2 separate regions of the Homo sapiens genome follow, and region 1 is linked to region 2. The links are chromatin contacts, found by Hi-C in ENCODE. All regions are on one chromosome and are shown on one strand. The core of a region is the stretch at or near the end of the contact, and the rest is flanking DNA. Distances in the headings are between cores, read along the strand shown.

Region 1 (5,939 bases), core at 2,895-5,394, 1.2 Mb before region 2:
TGCCTGGCTAATTTTCATATTTGTAGTAGAGACGGGGTTTTGCCATGTGGCCCAGGCTGGTTTCAAACTCCTGAGCTCAAGCAATCCCCCTGCCTTGGCCTCCCAAAGTGCTGGGATTATGGACGTAAGCCATTGTTTCCAGCCAGGAATCTATTTAAAATGCACAACCAATTTAGAAAAAAGATTATTTTATACACTGCCTCTCTCCTATGGAGGAGTGATTCTTTTTTTTTTGAGATGGAGTCTCACTCTGTTGCCCAGGCTGGAGTGCAGTAGCATGATCTTGGCTCACTGCAACTCTGCCTACGAGATTCAAGCGATTCTCTTGCCTCAGCCTCCAGAGTAGCTGGGACTACAGGTATGCACCACCATGCCCAGCTAATTTTTGCATTTTTAGTAGAGAGGGGGTTCCACCATGTTGGCCAGACTGGTCTTAAACTCCTGAACTCAAGTAATCTGCCTGCCCCAGCTCCCCAAAGTGCTGTGATTACAGGTGTGAGCCACCACGCCTGGCCAGAGCAGCGAGTCTTAAAGTGTGTGTGTGTGTGTGTGTGTGTGTGTGTGTGTGTATGCGTGTGGTGTTAGTGTATGGGTGTGTTAGCGTATGGGTATATGATTTTGTGTCCTATGGGACATTTGGCAATGTGTGTATATATTTTTGGTTTACACAATTTGCGGGGATGGGGGTTGCTACTGGCATTTAGTGGGTAGAGGCCCAGGGTGCTGCTAAGCACCCTGCAATAAATAGGAGAGCTCCCATAGTAAAGAGTTACCCATCTCCAGCCCCAAATGTGGCCCCTCAACTACAGTACTACTGTTGAAAAATTCTGCTATAGAAAATGTCAGTCTACAATGAGAATTAAATCACAAAATGGGGCCTGGTGCATGCCTGGCATCCCAGGCTCACGCCTGCAATCCCAGCACTTTGGGAGGCCAAGGCGGGTGGATCACCTGAAGCCAGGAGTTTGAGACCAGCCTGGGCAACAAGCAAGACCCTGTCTCTACAAAAAATACAAAAACTAGCTGGGCGTGGTGGCATGCACCTGTGGTCTCAGCAACTTGGGAGGCTGAGGTGGGAGGATCAATTGAGCCTAGGAGGTTGAGGTTGCAGTGAGCTATTATCACGTCACTGCACTCCAGCCTGCAAGACAGAGTGAAAGTCTGTCTCTAAAAAAATAAAAATCAAATCAAATCACAAAATGGATCTTACTCCAGTTAAAACAGTTGATGCTGAAATGCTCTTATTTTCTAAAGCCCCTTGTTGCTAGCCCACTATCAAGATCCTCAGCAATAGGTACAACAGCTAAAAGAGAACTCTCAGCTGGAAGCTTGAAGCAGGTATGGAGAGTGCTCTGCTTACCAGATCGAAACAGAAGAGTGTGGCTGTGACACAAAGAGTCCCTCAACATTTGTGTATTTCCCTTTGCTAATGAGCAACGCAAGTGTTTTCATTTTTTCGGTTCCTCTGAAGCTAGCCAGCCATGGTGATATAATGATTCACACCTCTGCCTTACTCAGGAGTGTGCATGATCGCCAGGGCTTTGCTGCTACGTTAGTCTTACTTCCAGGCCACATCTACATGGGGAAGTCTAGGGGTCTTCCCAGCCCCACAATGACCTCCTCAAGAACTCAAGTATCATTATTCAAGGCATGACTGAAAATGCAGATAATGTGGGATTATGCAGCGTGATTCCTAGGTAGAGAGGCAATTTTGCATCTAGTTTAATGCAGAGATTAAAATAATTTTCCAACTCGTCGTTGAAGACAAAGTTAGCTCTTTTTCATGGTGACACAGGGATGTGGAAGTTTCCCAGCCAACAAAAGGGGCCTGTGCAGGTCAGGTCTTCCTGCTCTGAGCCTCCAGGGCTGAGTACTGTGTAGTAGGAAGTACATTCCTGCTCTATCAGAAACATCTCGAACCTTTCTGGGAAACTTGCTCATGAAATAACACTTTCTGAATTCGGTTCACTGGGCCTATGGCCATCTACCATATGACTTTCTTTAGGAAAGCCCAATTTTAGAAAATCTAATTTAGCCAGAGTATGGTGTGTGCTTATGCGTGCTCCTAAAAGCTTCCTTTTTGCCCAGGGATTCATTCATTCCAACTTTAAATAGCCAGCATCTTAGCCAGCATATTAAGTTAAAAAAAAAAAAAAGATTTGACTGACATCAAACTTTTCAGAAATTCTTCTAAAGCCAGTAGGTAACTTCTGCAAATGCTGGGGCCCCCTGAATTATTTAGAAGCTTAATTCCTGGGTGACAAAATAATCTGTACAACAACCCCCTCCCATGACACAAGTTTACCATATAAGAAACCTACACAAGTACCCCTGAACTTAATATACAAGTTAAAAAAGAAAGCAAAGGTGAAGTGGAAGAAAGAACAAGACAATAGTGGGGAAAAGGCGCTGGGGTGTTTATCCCTGCCCTCCTCCCGCCAGCTCCAACCCTCTCAGGTGTCTTCGTGTTCCCAGTTAGAAAAGCAAATGCACAAACACGCCTGAATTCAGAGAGGACTGGAGGTAGGGGTTCTGACTTCAGGACGGAGTGAAGCAGCTGGGAGGCTCCTGGAAGACAGATGTTTCTGTGTAGAGTAACTTCAAAGTGATGCTGTCCAAAGGGTTCACTTGCCTCTTAAGGTGCCTTCTAGCTCCTCTCGTAACGGTTTGTTCTTTTATATTGAACTGTCATAAAAATAAAATATCTAACATAAATGTCCAGGGGTTTATTTTATTTATTTTATTTTTTTGAGATGGAGTCTCACTCTGTCGCTAGGCAGGAGTGCAGTGGCAACATCTCAGCTCACTGCAACCTCCACCTCCCTGGTTCAAGGGATTCTCCTACCTCAGCCTCACAAGTAGCTGGGATTACATGTATGCGCCACCATGCCCAGCTAATTTTTGTATTTTTAGTAGAGACAGGGTTTCACCATGTTGGCCAGGAGAGTCTCGATCTCCTGACCTTGCGATCTGCATGCCTTGGCCTCCCAAAGTGTCGAGAGTACAGGCGTGAGCCACCGCGCCCGGCCTATTTTTTTCTTTTGAGACAGAGTCTCACTCTGTCACCCAGGCTGGAGTGCAGTGGCGCTATCCCCACTCACTGCAACCTCTGCCTTCTGGGTTCAAGCGATTCTCCTGCCTCAGCTTCCTGAGTAGCTGGGACTACAGGTGTGCACCACCACGGCCGGCTAATTTTTATATTTTTAGTAGAGACAGGGTTTCACCATATTGGTCAGGCTGGTCTCGAACTCCTGACCTCAAGTGATCCACCCGTCTCAGCCTCCCAAAGTGCTGGGATTACAGGTGTGAGCCACGGTGCCCAGCCATGTCCAGGGGTTTAAAAGTAACACTGCAAGAGCCCTCAACTCAAAGCAAGGGTCCCACAGACCAGCCATGATACCACAGAATCACTGGAATTAGAATTCCAGATAAGAAACATCACTCCCTGGAACCTGTGTCCTTTCTGACTCCATTCTGTCAGAATTCTTACTAGAAAGAAGACATGATTTTTTGGAAGGAGCAGAGGGTTTAAATTTCACAAGAGATGAAGGAAGCTGACATGATCTGAGAAAAGTGATGGTCCCCTGAGGACTCTGGAACCAAACTAGTCTGGTTGCAGCTTGAGTGTACACCCGCAACCAGCCAGGTGCCAGAAAGTTTGCCCAGGTTCTCAGCCTGGCTGAGCATCCTTCCAGAAAGAAATGAGATTTTGAGGTCTACGATGAAAAATCTCTACAGAAAACTCAAGAGGCAGTTTTCAAGAGACGTCGGCTTCTGATTGGGCTGGGGAGGTGTCTGGTGGTCTCAGGACCCTGTCTCCTGCCACCCATGCTTGGGAACATTTCCTCAGCAGACCTGAGCCCTCGTGCCTCTGCCAAGTCTGGTCCACTGAGTGTGCCTGTGTCTGGCTAAAGATGGCACCAGACACCTTTCCTTTTGGAAGCCCTGGACTGGATGCTGGTAGGTCACCCAACCCCACTGTCCCTGCATCTGACCTTGGAATGATACTTCAGTGAGAGAAAGCAGGAGCAGGAGAAGTAACTGATGAAAGCTAACATCAAAAGCCTCAGACCCAACTCTAAGAGGCTTTCCAGGAAATCCCCAGGAGATGAAAGCCAGGCTTGTTCAGAAAGTCAGAGATGCAGATGAGGATGCAGTGCCTGGAACCTGCATTTGTAAATGTTAGTGGGCCCATAAATGACTGCTTGGCAGTGGCAGACAGGAAGAGGAATGTGGTATGCTCCCAACTTTGGCTGAATTTTGCACTGAGTGTAAGGAGATTCACCCGTGCCTCCCTGTTAAAGTCACCATCATCTAATAGCCTTTGTGCAATCTCATTGACACCCACTGGCTGAGAAACCTGCCCCATGGCTTCCTCTAGGTCCTGTCTCACTCACCAACATCAGAATCTTGCTCCAGAGTCCTGCCCATGCTCCTATTCCCCCCAGCACATAGTTTTGTTTTGTATCTATAAATGAAAATGCCATAGAAACCCAAGGGAGGGAGAATAATCTAGGAAATATGTCCGGGGTCCTGAGCTCCAGGCCTTGGGCAGCTCAATGATGCACCACTGGTTTCTGAATGTAACTGCACAGCAGAGTCACCTGTTTGCAGCATACCGAAAACCAGATTCTATGTTTGTCCATGCTGGGGGTAATTCTGGAAGGACACATAGGAAGCTGGTAACAGCACTTGCCTCTGGGGAGGGGAAGTGATATTTAGTAGTTTTAAAATCCACTTGTTTTGTTTTCTTATATTGTAAGAATCACATATTAAGTTTCAAAAAAGCAGTTTTAAAATGATACATCTTAGAGATCTTTAATGTCATACAAATATAATTTTACCTTTTTCTTTTCATTGGCTATATAGTATTCCCCAGTATGGCAGTGGCTTTATTTAACCCAGGGTTTCTCAACCTTGGCATTACTGACATTCGGGGCTGGATAATTCTTTGTTGTAGGTGGCTGTCCTATAGGTGGTCTTATCACAGCATCCTGGCCTTTACCTACGAGATGCCAGCCTTTACCCACTGCCCACTTACAACAACCAAAAATGTCTCTAGACATTGCTGTAGGTCCCCTGGGGGGCAAAATTGCCTCTGGTGGAGAATGACCTACTTAATCTTTTATTGGTGGGCATTCAGCACATCTCCAGTTTTTCATTAATACAAACAGCGCTGCAAAGAATTAGATGTACTTCTTTGTATCTGTATGAATATTTCTTTCTTTTTTCTTTTGAGATGGAGTCTCTCCCAGTCGCCCAGGCTGGAGTGCAGTGGCACAAGCTCCGCTCACTGCAAGCTCTGCCTGCCGGGTTCACACCATTCTCCTGCCTCAGCCTCCCGTGTAGCTGGGACTACAAGCATGCACCACCACGCCCGGCTAATTTTTTTGTATTTGTAGTAGAGATGGGGTTTCACCGTGTTGGCCAGGATGGTCTCGATCTCCTGACCTCGTGATCCACCCGCCTCGGCCTCCCAAAGTGTTGAGATTACAGGCGTGAGCCACCGTGCCTGGTCTCTGTATGAATATTTCTGATAGACTCCTAGAAGTGAAATTACTGAGTGAAAGCATATGCACGTTTAAGATTTTGTTGTTTATTACCAAAATGTTATCCAAAAGAGATACCTGTCTCCCTCCACAGGGAATCTTGCCAACACAGATTAACAGTATTTAAAAAGAATGGAAATAGTATCGTACTATTTAAATTTTCATTTCCTTAATTACTAGTGGATTGGATATCTTTTCATATGTTTATTGGCTACTGCCTTTTCACGTTCTTGGCCTAATTTTCTATTGCTTCCATTTTTATTATGGATTCAAAGAACTCTTTATATTCTAAATACTAACTTACTTAGTCTCTTATAGACATTGCAAATATATTCTCTCCATCTCTCATTTGCCTTTATTTTTAGTCTTTTGTTTGACTAAAGTTAAAAG
Region 2 (5,314 bases), core at 129-2,628:
GCAAGCTTGTGAACACACATATAGTTCCATGAGCTCATGTGATTTCTTCAATCTGTTTAGTATACTCTAGAATCATGATTTTATTAATATATTAGTTTCCTGGGTTTGCTGCAACAAATTAACCACGAACTTGGTGGCGGAAGACAACAGAAGGTTGTTTGCTTACAGTTTTAGAGGCCAGAGTCAAATTGTCAGATGGGGTTGTGCTCTTTCCAAGGGCTCTAGGAATCTTTCCTGGCCTCTTCCAGCTTCCGGTGATTCCTGGAGGTCCTTGGCTTATAGCAGCATCACTCCAATCTCTGCTTCTGTCTTCACATGGCCTTCTTCTCAGTGTGTTTCTGTGTTAATTTCTCCCTCTCTTATCCTATAAGGACAGGCCATTGGATTTAGAGTCCACCCTAGTCAAGGATGATCTCATCTTCAGATGCTTACCCAAATCACATATGTGAAGACCTTTGTTCCAAATAAGGGACACGTTCTGAGGCTCTGGACGGACATACCTTTTGGAGGCCACCATTCAACTCACTAGAATAGGTTTACAGTGCTAGGCAATGCACAGTGCCTCTGTCTCTATAATTGTGTGATGCTCTACCTGCCGCTAGCTCTTTCACACATGATGTATAAGGATGAATGAGAGGCCCTGGGAGGCTGTGAGTGTCTGGAAGCCAACACAGTCAGATGGCGTTAAGCTGCCTTGATTCCTTCAGCAGTAGCCGTCTGTCAGTAAATAAAAGTCCAGACGCTTTGCAGAGCTAATGTGTCTTGAAGTACTCACACTCTTTGAGAGAAACTTGAGAAATGGGAAAATTGGGCTCAATATGTGTGAAAGAACTGTATCCTCTTCAGGGGAAAGCCAGTCTATACGTTTCAGAGAGCATTATTATTATACAGAGACACAAACACACAGAAACTAAGTGAAAAATCATATCTGCTAATATGCTCATTCTGGGGACTTGCCCCATTTCCCAGGCAGTTTCACGAAAAACTTTCCCTCTGAACTACCTGAAAAGAATCAATACCCACTGGATGAGTCATCACAGCCCAGGCTTCTTCCACAAACACAGCTGGGGAGGGCTGCTTAATGCAGTGTCCATTAAGGTTAACGGGCACTTCCAATAGGGTTTTTTCACGTTTCCCTTGACCAAGTTCAACTCACACTTCATCCAGACAGGTGAGTACTAAAGACTCATGTTTCATGAGTCCAGCTGCCCTGGTCATTTTGATCAATTCAATTTTTGGTTTCCTGGGAAATGGCATGGATGCCTGACTGTTCAGTGTTTGTCTTCGGGCAATTCAACACATTCAGTTTAGTTCTGCAAATGTGTCATTGGAGACTGTTCAGTGTTGGGATGCTGTGTTTGCCAGGTGATTCTACCTCCTGGGACCACATCCAGTGGGAGCTGGCAAAGTAAACAACCAAAGGTACAAGGGGAAGTGCTTTCCTCCAAGACTGTGCAGAGCTCCATGGCAACCTGCATGGGCAACAATTAATTCTTTAACTTTTTTTTTCTTATTGCAAAAAATAATCAACATTTCTGGTAGAACATACAGATAGGAAAAAAGAGAAAAACCGGAACTACTTATAATCCCATAACACAGAAATAACACTTCTTCACATTTGGTCTGTATCTGCATCTGTATGCATCTTTGTATCTTGGCCTACATTTGTGCCTGTCCCTTTGTCTGTGTGTGTGTCTTTATCTGTAACTAGATCTATATTATGCTTATATTTATCACTATATTTAAATAACATTTAAACATTTCCCATATATGTACCTACACATTTTATTTTATAATCTACTTGTTTACTTAACAGATCATTGCAAACATATTTCCATGTTACATGCATTCTTCTTCAAAATTTTTAGTAGCTGTGTATTATTCTATTGTATGGACAGAAGTTAGTTATTTAACCAATCCTGTACTACTCTGAATTTAATAATTTTATAGATAAATTTGTACATAAACCCTAATTTTGTCCTTAGGAAAACCCCTAAAATTGAAGCCTCAGTGTCAAAGTTAGGTATGTGTATGGAGCTTTTGCCTCAAAGGAGCAAGAAAATTTGCCTGGGAGGGGTTGGGAAGGAGGGAACAGGAAAGCATGACTTTTGAGTTGGGGCTTCAAGAAGGAGCAGAGTGTGGTGGAGGGGAGAGGTGACAGTCTTGGAAGAAGAGAAAAGGGGCAGGCAGGGGACTGCGGGGTGTGTCCAGGGTGCAATCTCTGAGCTCCTGAGTTCTGGGGGTGCTGTTGGGGAGGGCCTGGAGGTGTGGCCTGAGGGTAGCGGAGGAGGAAGGGAAGGGGACACACACACTGCAGATGTATCCAAATCTTTAGGGTTTTATGTTTCAAAGTGCACATTCCTACTGCTTTCCTTCCAGGTTTGAGATTTTCGTCTCTGCCCTCTCCCTTTGAGAATCCCTGTATAATAAGAGGCATGACTGATAGGCAATGTTGCCCATAGGAATAGTGTGGAGGCAGGAAAAGAAGAATCATTGTTAGGAACAGGAGGGAGCCACTGAATGTTTGTGGGCAGAGAAGTGACAGATTCCATGGAATTCACTTAGATATGCTCTGGGCTTCTCAAACCATCCGTGGTGAAGGACCAGCTGTTTTCTGCCTTTTCTCATATATTACAGACTGATATTTTTAGAAACTATAATAAAAAATGAGTTACTAGAAAAATGTAATAAAAAGGTACAAAATGCAAGCACCAATTATTAATTATTAGTTTCAACAGACACAAAATAGCTTGTCAAATTGCTACAAAAGCTTCACATGCTTGTCTTAATCTCTGTTCTCTCCTCATTGCACACCTGTAATCAACAGTTTGCCAATGTCCCCACTCTACAAATGATAGCATGAGTGCAGCCTCTGCTCTGCAAAGATCTGATCTGAGGGAGAGAGGCTGATTAGGAGGCTGTATGCTGTATTTTAGAAGACAGAGAGCAGATCAGGGCCTGGTCTAAGGCAAGAGCAGGGGTAAGAAAAGGAGGGAAGACAAATGAATGAGTAAGACTTTTGGTCTTATTTCAGCCATTTTGTTTTATGCTTAAAAAATGCTTTTGATTAGTTTCTTTGTTTTCTGTCTGATGCTACAATTTTTTAGGGGTGGCTTTTATTTTCTGTAATCATTTGGAAGGTACACATTCTGTTTATTAGCACTACAAGTAGTTTTCATTAAGTTTTTCAAAAACGTATGGCACCTTTATTTCTCCAAACTTGATAGAGGAAAAAAAAAAAAGAAAAAGAACCATTGTCTTTTGACCTCCCATTCTCTAAAATGAGAAATGCTCTACATTTCAACTTTCTCCTACTCTCCATTTTTCATTCTTTACTCTTGTTAATATAATTTGGGGGTTATACCTAAATTCTTATTATTAAACTATTATTATATGGCTTATATGTCTCATTTCATGATCGCTTTTGATATATTATAACCATATTTATAATATTCATTTAGATATAGCTCTGTGTTTAACTGGGTTCTGTGTTTACTGTTGGTGCTTTTATACCAAAGCTTTTTTTTTTTTAAAAAAAAAATCAAGTTCATTTATTTTGAATCACCTCTTGCTATGATGAATGAAAGCATTAAGTAAAATTGCCAGGGTAACCAACTGGGAGTGTGTGTGTGACATGAGAAGAAAAGCAGCCTGACCTCTTGGAGCCGGCTGGCATCACAGCTAGACTTTAGTGCTCTCCTGTTGAAAATAACTTCACAGAGCATCAGTGTCAGACCAGGCTACTCTGTGATGATGGTGGAGCATGACAAAGACAAGACCACTTCATGACCATGTCTGAACACAACAAAACATGTACATTGTACAAGCCACAGAAGTGACCAACCATCCCCCTCTCATGGCTAATACAAGGGATTGCTGCTTCTTTACCAAGTACAGCGTTAATCTTTTCTGGTCTTCCCACATTCTAGATAGATAAGATTTATTAAGATACCCATTCATAAGATACCCCTGCTTCTGGACATCAGCCAATCCAAACCAAAGCCCTACACACTAAAATCACTTAACACAAAACACAAATCCTACAAATGCTTTGTAATGCCCTCTCACTAACAAGACTCAAGGTTTCCCACGGTGTGAATTCTCCCTCACTGAAATGAGTAATAAACCCAACATTTTTAGATGTGTTCCTGGTGGTCTATAGCTGGAGGGCATTCACAAGGAGAATTATTGCTTTGATGGTCCTCCTTATTAGCCTCCTCATATCTACCTCCTCTACCCAGTAACTTTGTATCCCTGCTACCACTCTGAGACCAAGCTAAGATGATGGAGGACGAGAGAAATAGAGATCAGTCAGGTGAATCTAATTGTCTGGACAAGGCCACAGTCATGTGAAGTATCCCCGCTCAGATCTGCAGAAATCCCCAGACAACTCATAATCTTGTGAACAAAAATAAATGTTTATTGTTTTATCTCACGGAGATTTTGTGGTTGCTTGCTTTGCAGCATTATTGTGGCAATAGATAATGGGTACAGTTTACTGTCTAAGAGTATATTTCTTTTGACAACCTACTTTGGGGAGAATTATTGGATCATACACTTTTCTTCGAAACTTTATAAATTTGCTCCATTGTATTCCAGTGTTGGGGCTTGATTTTAGCTTCTGCTTAAACTGTTGTGATTTTCTCTTGGTATCACCAATTATGTATAAGTTAGGTCTCTTATCCTCATTCTATTTACCAATTTCTTATTTATCTTTTTATCTTTAATTGCATTTTTAATTTTCTTGAACTCTTTCCCTTTTTCGATTGGCTCCATTTTTTGTCTAAGGCCAAAATTAAATCTCTTTTCCCATCACATCTTCATTCAACTCTTGTTTCATAGGTTTTCGATCTAAGTTATATTAAAGGTATAATATTTTTCTTTTACCTGTAATTACTCTTTAAAAAATATGCTATTTATTTATTTGTGTTGTCAGGGAAATACTTTCCTTCTCCAATAATGCAAAATTGTAGAATTATTTTTATTGTGTGTGTCTGTGTGTATAGCTACATAGATAAGTAGATATATAGATATACATATATACTCCTGGAGTTTTCAAAAAAATAAGCACATGTGTTCTTCATCCCATTATCTCCTACCTAGATGATGACACATACTCCTTGTATCACAATTGAAGAGTGGATGGATATATATATAGCTCCTAACCAAGTTTCCATTGTTTTTTTAGACACTTGTCTGACAAAGCTTTTCTGCATTATCTGCTCTTAATTTTCTGAATATGATGAAGAAAATTATTTCTGAGTAATCCAAAACAATGTGTAATTACTATGTCATAAGTTGCAATAACTACTAT

Evidence for each region. A loop is a pair of places that touch in the nucleus more often than their neighbours do. Pooled maps may share reads with other maps.
Region 1: a loop to region 2 is called in a map with no recorded cell type, with 5 times the contacts of the local background. The contact joins two enhancer-like sites. A Hi-C loop is called at or near these places in 6 of 37 single-sample maps with no recorded cell type and 2 of 50 pooled maps.

The regions. Positions count from the first base shown.
Region 1 is chr3:32,434,701-32,440,639 of GRCh38, reverse strand. All of the region lies in intron 1 of CMTM7 (CKLF like MARVEL transmembrane domain containing 7), which reads right to left. Among named protein-coding and RNA genes, the nearest start is that of CMTM7, 46 kb to the right of the region's middle. RefSeq lists an enhancer at 3,344-4,025. Within about 2 kb of position 4,144, at least 5 of the 41 ENCODE cell types and tissues checked have a DNase peak (open chromatin) inside an H3K27ac peak, as active enhancers do.
Region 2 is chr3:31,244,100-31,249,413 of GRCh38, reverse strand. No RefSeq gene overlaps it. Among named protein-coding and RNA genes, the nearest start is that of MIR466, 85 kb to the right of the region's middle. RefSeq lists an enhancer at 3,804-3,873. Within about 2 kb of position 1,378, at least 2 of the 41 ENCODE cell types and tissues checked have a DNase peak (open chromatin) inside an H3K27ac peak, as active enhancers do.